2 separate regions of the Homo sapiens genome follow, and region 1 is linked to region 2. The links are chromatin contacts, found by Hi-C or POLR2A ChIA-PET in ENCODE. All regions are on one chromosome and are shown on one strand. Each heading gives the region's core, a stretch centred on a gene start or an enhancer-like site at or near the end of the contact. The rest is flanking DNA. Distances are from core to core; before and after follow the strand shown. Region 1 holds the start of MIR762HG (MIR762 host gene). Region 2 holds the start of PYCARD (PYD and CARD domain containing).

Region 1 (3,775 bases), core at 675-3,174, 330 kb after region 2:
GGCAGGAGGACTGCTTGAGCCTAGGAGTTGAGGCTACAGTGAGCTATGTGTTGCTACCCTTCAACCTGCGCGACAGAGCAAGATCCTGTCTCTACCAAAAATAAAAAAAGAAATCTGGACTCCAGCTACCCTTGAAAGCAGATATTCTGAGATACTGAGTTTGCCTCCTGGAGTGGTCATGGGGCGGAGGTTGGTGGGGTAGGGGGGTAGGGGGTGCAGAACACTGACTGCCCTGGGGGCGGAGTCTCTGCCCTTCAGTCCCCGCAATCCCTACCGCTCCCTGGTGTTCCACTCTCCTCCTTGCTGTTCACTTGCATGGCCTCCAGGCTAATGGCTGAGTTTTGCGGCCAGGCATTTCAGGCCTCCCAGCCTTGGCCTCTGCTCACCTTCTCCACCTCCTCACTCCCTGCTCTAGTCATCTTCATCTCATGTCCTGCCCTCCAGCCACATGGGCTTCTTGGTCCCTTCCACACCTGTTTTTGCCCATGGAGTTCTCCCACCAAGTTCCTTATGGTAGAAAAGCCCCTGCTGGATTTGGCCCCTGCCCACCTCTCCTGCCCCTTTCCCCAAGCTTTCTTCCAACTCATGCATAGAACTTCTACCACAAGGAAGCTGGCCAGGCTGTTAGCACTCCCGTTCCCTCTGTCTGTGAAGCCCTTTCCTTCCCTCCACCCTCCCCTTCTCTCTCTTATCTCAGGCTTTGGGTTTGATTTCACCTCCTCCAAGGTTCCCTGACCTTCAAACTAGGTCAGGTCCCTGGTTAGTCACTATACTTCCTCTTTCTCACCTCCTTCATCTCACTTCCCCTGCTAGAATAAGGCCACATCTGTCTCATAATCTCTGTCTTCCTAGGGCCTAGTGTGGTGCCTGGCATACAGTAGGTGCTCATTAATGATAAATGAATGAAAGCAAGCACATCTCCCTTTCTCTACTGGCAAAATCCTAATCCTTTTCTGGTTACATTTCTCCTGTAGCATCCAATTCTGTTCTCGAGACCCAAAAGATCCCTGAGGTCCTGTGATCAATGGAGTTTTAGCTCAGGTCCATTTCACAGTGGGCCCAGGGGATCCCCAGATTCATCCGTGGTTATTTCCCCAGGCACAGAGTGAGTGCACTGGTGGCACAGGCATACCCAGCAAGTGGCATAATCCCCCCCATTAGTTAACTGGGTGTCGCTGTGCATGGCTGTGAAGGCAGGGATGCACCTGGCTGGTGACCCCAGAACCCCTCCGGGTACGGCACAAGGGCAGAGCCCAAGAACTTACTTTCTGTCCTCTTGCATTTGCCTGTGGATTTGCAGTTGGTAATGGCGTTCTTGCCCGGCCCTCCTTTGTTCCTCCAGGCAGCCAGGCAGCTGTGGCGTAGTGAAAGGGCAGGATGCGGGATAGGAATGGAGTTATTCCTGATTCAGACTGATTTGCTCTAACTGTGATTTGGGGCAAGTCCCTTCCCCTGTCTAGACCTTAGCTGGCTGCCGCATCTAAAAAATGGAGCCAATAATCTTTTCCTCGTCTTTGGGGTCATCCATCTTTCAACCACATCAGGAGCAGCGGGAACCAAGTGCAGAGGATGGCCTTAAAAGCAGTATGGGAACCAAATTTTTGTAAAGTAAATATTTTCAACCTTTATATTTTGGAATCACCAGCGGTATTTATTACGTGCACTCTAGGAAATGGAGGCAATGCAATGCCAAAAACAGAAAGTAAAACTGCTGTCCTGTGCCGCGGCCCGGTGGAGGTTTTAATGTCTGTATCTTAAGATCTGGTGAGGGCACGGGTAGGTGCGGCTGGACTGAGTGAAACCAGCCCCGCTGGGCGCCTGGGCCCTTGTCTCAGGGCTGTGCTCGCAGTGGAGGCATCTGCAGCTCGGCACCCAGAGGCCCCGCGACCCTTCCAACCTTTGTGACGCTCCGCGGAGACAAAGGCCGGCGGCGCAGCCTTGGGAAGGGTTAAGGCCACAGACGCAGCCCTGCGCGTGCTAGAGCGGCCGGTGGCGGACTTCCGGTTGGGGCGCGGGCGCGCGCCGCGTGTTCCCGACCCGCCGAGGCTGAGACCTCGGGCAACCTCAGCAGTGCGCAGGGCTGCACTGTCTCCGTCTGCGGCCTGCAGTAAGCGGGTAGGGGATATGTCGCGTGGCCTCGCCTGGTCTGCGGCGGGAAACTCGCATCTAGGCCAGACCCTCCCGCAGGGTCCGCACTCGCGATCTGGGCTGTGGGCAGCATCGTGGCCCCTCGGGGCGTTATAGGGGCGTGAGGATCCCGGGCGAGCTGGGGGCGGGCGGCTTCTTCAGCTCCCTTGCGCCATGGAACCCACTGTATGCCCGTTATGCAGTCAGGAAAGATGAGGCCGGGAAGGAGGGCGTTACGCTGCAACCCCGGAGACCAGCTGTCCCTCGCGTTGCCGCAGTCGGCAGAGGCGTGGCCGGAGCCATTCCCGGTCTCCAGTGCGGCTGCAAGAGCGGGCGCCCGAGGGCGTTCTGCTCCGGGCCTCCACCCGCGAGCTGACCGTGTCAGGCGCGCCACACACGGCGCTTCTCATTCTCTCTCCACCTCGCGAGGCAGAAGCTGCCGTTCCCGTGTCACAGACAGAAAAACAGTCTGGGGTGATTTATCCGGAGTCAAGACTCAGGTCTGTGGCTCAGTCGGGAAGGATAGAAACCCAAGCTTCCTCCGAATGGTTCAGAGACCCGACCAAGTTAAATAATAATGGCCCTGGCTCAGGGGTCTTTAAGTCTTCCCCCCGCCCTCCCCTTTTGTTTTTGTTTTGTTTTGAGACCGCCTCACTGTCCCCCAGGCTGGAGTGCAGCGGTGCGATCTCCGCTCACTGCAGCTTCGACCTCCCGAGGGCTCAGGTGATCCTCCCACCTCAACCTCAGGAGTGTCTGGGACTACAAACACGCGCCACCACGCCCGGCTAATTTTTCTGTTTTTTGTAGAGTCAGGATCTCGCTATGTTGTCCAGGCTGGTCTGGAACTCCTGGGCTCAAGCGATCCTCCTGCCTCGGCCTCTGAAAGTGCTGGGATTACAGGCATGAGCCACCGCACCTGGCTACCCTTTAATTAACTCAAGGAGTTTAATAATTGAATTTAGGCTGGGCTCAGTGGCTCACGCCTGTAATCCTAGCACTTTAAGAGGCCACGTCGGGCAGATCACTTGAGGTCAGGAGTTCAAGACCAGTCTGGCCAACATGGTGAAACCCTGTCTCTACTAAAAATACAAAAATTAGACGGATGTGGTGCCACACACCTGTAATCCCAGCTACTCGGGAGGCTGAGGCAGGAGAATCCCTTGAACCCGGGAGGCAGAGGTTGCAGTGAGCCAAGATCGCACCACTGCACTCTAGCCTGGGCCACAGAGCAAGAATCTGTCTCAAAAAAAAAAAAAAAGGTTTGACACCTATACCTTCCTCTGTGTGTGTGTGTGTGTGTGTATACATATATCTATATATATATGTATATAGAGAGAGGAGGAAAAATTATATAATTTTTCTATATGTGTGTGTGTGTATATATATCTGTACAATTTTTTTTTTTTTTGAGACAGTGTAGCTCTGTGGCCCAGGATGGAGTGCAGGGACTCGATCTCGGCTCACTGCAACCTCCGCCTCCCAGGTTCAAGCGATTCTCCTGCCTCAGCCTCCCGAGTAGCTGGGATTACAGGCTGCTGCTACCATGCCTGGGTAATTTTTGTATTTTTAGTAGAGACAGGGTTTTGCTATGTTGCCCAGGCTGGTCTGGAACTCCTGAGCTCAAAAGTGATCTGCCTGCCCCAGCCTC
Region 2 (3,898 bases), core at 644-3,143:
GCCAGGCATGGTGGCACAACTGTAGTCGCAGGTACTCAGGAGGCCGAGGTGAGAGAATTGCTTGAGCCCAGGAGTTCAAGGCTGCAGTGAGCCACAATCCCTCCGGTGTACTCCAGCCTGGGCAACAGAGTGAGGTCCTGTCTTCAAAAGAAAAAACAAACAACAACAACAACAACAACAAAAAGGCTTTCAGCAGGGTAGCAGAGCACTGCTCCCCATCGTGGTTTTTGTTTGTTTGTTTTTGTTCCTGTTTTGAGATGGAGTTTCGCTCTTGTTGCCCAGGCTGAAGTGCAATGGTGTGATCTCAGCTCACTGCAACCTCCACCTCACGGGTTCAGGCGATTCTCCTGCCTCAGCCTCCCCAGTAGCTGGGATTACAGGCACCTGCCACCACGCCCGGCTAATTTTTGTATTTTTAGTAGAGATGGGGTTTCACTCTGTTGGCCAGGCTGGTCTCAAACTCCTGATCACCCACCTCGCCCTCCCAAAATGCTGGGATTACAGGCATGAGTCACCGTGCCCGGCCCATCCTGGTTGTCTTGTTTGTTTTTGAGACAAGGTGTCTGTTGCCGAGTGGCACAGAGTGCAGTGGCACAATCATAGCTCACTGCACCCTCAACCTCCTGGGCTCAAGTGACCCTCCGGCCTCAGCCTCCCAAAGCACTGAGATGACATGCGTGATGAGCCACTGCACCCAGCCATGCTGGAAGCTTTTGAATACAACATGCTGCAGGCATCACAGCCTCATTCATTCCTTCACTCAGCAAATCTTTACTCAGCACCTAATGTGTTCCAGATACATTTTTTTTTTTCAGATGGAATCTAGCTCTGTCACCCAGGCTGGAGTGCAGTGGTGCAATCTTGGCTCACTGTAGCCTCTGCCTCCGAGGTTCAAGCGATTCTCATGCCTCAGCCGCCCTAGTAGCTAGGATTACAGGCGCCCTCCACCACACACAGCTATTTCCAGGTACATTCTTGACGCTAGGAATTCAGCAAAGAATAAGACAGTTAAGGTCTCCGATGCTCATAGGCCTCACATTTTAGAGAGGGATGAATGTCCAATAAGCATATAAACGTATAATATGTCAGGGTCGTATGACTACAAGGAACAGTGATTGTTACAACCCAGATGAGAGGGAAAAATAAAGGATTCCAAATATCCCCCTTGGGAAGTAGAGTCAGGATTCAAACAAAGAACTGTATGGCTTCAAGTTCATGGTCTTTAATCTCCTGGAGGCTGTCTCTCTTTCTTTTTTCTTTTTTTTAATCAGTGTTGGGATCAAATTCTGGCTCCCCTAGGAAGCATCTGGCAAGGTTTCGGGAGCCATCGGGTTGGCCATGTTATGCTGGAATATTTATAAGCACCGGAGGGTTATCCCCATGTCGTAGAAAATGAAACTGAAGCTCAGAGAGATTTGCACTCTCTGCCCTTTTGTACAACTCATTTTTCCCCAGTATGTGGAATTGAGGGAGCTTCACGCTTCTAGCTGTCATGATTCCAAGATTCTACGACATGTGGGAGAGGATCCTAAGGTTCGGGGAACCGCGGAGGTTTCGGGGTTCTAGAAATCCGAGGTTCTAAGCCTAGGTGCTCCAATAAACCCAGTGAGAGCCAGCCCAGGTTTCCGGTCTGTACCCGCTGGTGCAAGCCCAGAGACAAGCAGGCGCCACCCATGAGCCCCTCTGCGGCCCCCTCCCGGGTCCCACCTCGCAGGCCAGCTGGAGGGCGCGATCCTGGCGTCCCCCGACGGCCTGGGGCCCCAATCCAGAGGCCTGGGTGGGAGGGGACCAAGGGTGTAGTAAGGAAGCGCCTTTTGCTGGAGGGCAACGGACCGGGGCGGGGAGTCGGGAGACCAGAGTGGGAGGAAGGCGGGGAGTCCAGGTTCCGCCCCGGAGCCGACTTCCTCCTGGTCGGCGGCTGCAGCGGGGTGAGCGGCGGCAGCGGCCGGGGATCCTGGAGCCATGGGGCGCGCGCGCGACGCCATCCTGGATGCGCTGGAGAACCTGACCGCCGAGGAGCTCAAGAAGTTCAAGCTGAAGCTGCTGTCGGTGCCGCTGCGCGAGGGCTACGGGCGCATCCCGCGGGGCGCGCTGCTGTCCATGGACGCCTTGGACCTCACCGACAAGCTGGTCAGCTTCTACCTGGAGACCTACGGCGCCGAGCTCACCGCTAACGTGCTGCGCGACATGGGCCTGCAGGAGATGGCCGGGCAGCTGCAGGCGGCCACGCACCAGGGTGAGCCGCCCCCGTTCCCCTCCACCCCGTCTTTCCCCTCCACCCACACCAGCGCTTACCCCGCGGGCTCTTCCGCTTTCTGTTCCTCCTACCCCTAAACAAAGCTGCTCTACCGGAAAGGAGGCTCCCCACGCTTGGCCTACCGACCAACGGGACCCCGGCCCCACGGCGGGAAGGGAAGGGAAGGGGATCACTTGGCCCATATCCTTCCAGGCTCTGGAGCCGCGCCAGCTGGGATCCAGGCCCCTCCTCAGTCGGCAGCCAAGCCAGGTGAGGCCTCCACACCCAGCCCGGCCCCACCGCACTCCTGCACAGCCTGCATCTGTGCTCCCGCAACCAGGGCAGGGCAGGGCAGGGCAGGCACGGCTTGGCAACCCTGCGCACCCCACCCACCAACCCACACCCTGCGGGGGAAGGGAGACAATATTACCCTCATCCCACTGCATGTGGGGTCCTGGTGGCCGCCCCCTGGAGCCCTGCCCCTAGGCTTGCAGAGGAATTCCTGAAGAACTCAAGTTCAGCAGGGACAGGCCCCACACCCTGGCTGCTGGCTCATGTTCTCCTCCCACCCCCAGGCCTGCACTTTATAGACCAGCACCGGGCTGCGCTTATCGCGAGGGTCACAAACGTTGAGTGGCTGCTGGATGCTCTGTACGGGAAGGTCCTGACGGATGAGCAGTACCAGGCAGTGCGGGCCGAGCCCACCAACCCAAGCAAGATGCGGAAGCTCTTCAGTTTCACACCAGCCTGGAACTGGACCTGCAAGGACTTGCTCCTCCAGGCCCTAAGGGAGTCCCAGTCCTACCTGGTGGAGGACCTGGAGCGGAGCTGAGGCTCCTTCCCAGCAACACTCCGGTCAGCCCCTGGCAATCCCACCAAATCATCCTGAATCTGATCTTTTTATACACAATATACGAAAAGCCAGCTTGAACTTGTGTGTTTTCCTGCTTCTAGCCTGCTGGCATGTGCAGAGCTCAGCTATGCTTCAGAGGCCACCCAGCCTCCAGCTCCATGTCCCTAGGGTCTCTGGCACCCCAAATGCTTCCCCCATCCTTCCTGGTATCGCCATGGAATATCCCTCCTCATTCACCAGGTGGTGCTCCTCCAGTGCTCCCTAAAGGGTCTAACCTTACCATTATAGATAACAGCCTGTGACCCAGGTCCGAAGGTTAAAAGAGGCATGTACCAAAGGGCGCAAACTGGTGGGCAGCTCTGTCCAAGCCATTTAGAAACACACTAGTCTTCATAGCTCCCCTACCTTCCACATTTTCCACTGGAGAAAAATGCAGAATTAGAGAAATTTGCAGGGGGAGACACATTAGAGCATTATCTAAACATAGGACAGAAGAGCACAAGTCACCAAATTGCTCGAGGGCTCCTTCTGGTGCTGGCTCTTAACAGGCTTAAAGGCTCCCTCTGCCCCACCCCATCCCGTGGGGGAAAGGGTCATAGGTTGCACTTTGCTCAAAAAACATGCCAACCACCAAAGCAGATTTTCAGGAAATGAGTTGTGTGTGGTAGCTGCCTCTTTTCTTGATGCGATTTTTTTGGAGGGTTATTACTTATTCATTCATTTGAAAGGAACATTTAAAACTTTTTTTTTGAGATGGAATCTCGCTGTGTCACCCAGACTGGAGTGCAGTGGCGTGACCTCAGCTCACT

What was found. Hi-C counts contacts between places; a loop is a spot of excess contacts on that map. ChIA-PET counts read pairs that join two places held with the same protein, here RNA polymerase II (POLR2A). Pooled maps may share reads with other maps.
Region 1: a loop to region 2 is called in a map of naive thymus-derived CD4-positive, alpha-beta T cell, with 5 times the contacts of the local background. The contact joins the promoter of MIR762HG here to the promoter of PYCARD in region 2. A Hi-C loop is called at or near these places in 1 of 168 maps with a recorded cell type or tissue (naive thymus-derived CD4-positive, alpha-beta T cell) and 1 of 50 pooled maps. POLR2A ChIA-PET finds 5 or more read pairs at or near these places in 2 of 52 experiments (CD4-positive, alpha-beta memory T cell and CD8-positive, alpha-beta memory T cell).

Annotation. Positions count from the first base shown.
Region 1 is chr16:30,873,609-30,877,383 of GRCh38, reverse strand. It overlaps MIR762HG (MIR762 host gene), which reads right to left and starts at 1,924. Exons shown (of 3, transcript NR_110942.1): 1 at 1,898-1,924; 2 at 1,266-1,354. MIR4519 (microRNA 4519) reads left to right here and starts at 2,061; the gene lies at 2,061-2,118. It also overlaps a transcript of BCL7C not described here. RefSeq lists a silencer at 1,152-1,211 and enhancers at 1,532-1,581, 1,612-1,821, 1,131-1,885, 2,092-2,351, 1,886-2,640 and 1 more.
Region 2 is chr16:31,200,755-31,204,652 of GRCh38, reverse strand. It overlaps PYCARD (PYD and CARD domain containing), which reads left to right and starts at 1,893. Exons shown (of 3, transcript NM_013258.5): 1 at 1,893-2,236; 2 at 2,450-2,506; 3 at 2,812-3,167. The coding sequence starts at 1,963. The coding sequence ends at 3,068. PYCARD-AS1 (PYCARD antisense RNA 1) reads right to left here and starts at 2,768. Exons shown (of 2, transcript NR_102400.1): 1 at 2,667-2,768; 2 at 1,201-2,193. RefSeq lists a silencer at 1,543-1,902 and enhancers at 2,013-2,242, 2,432-3,062.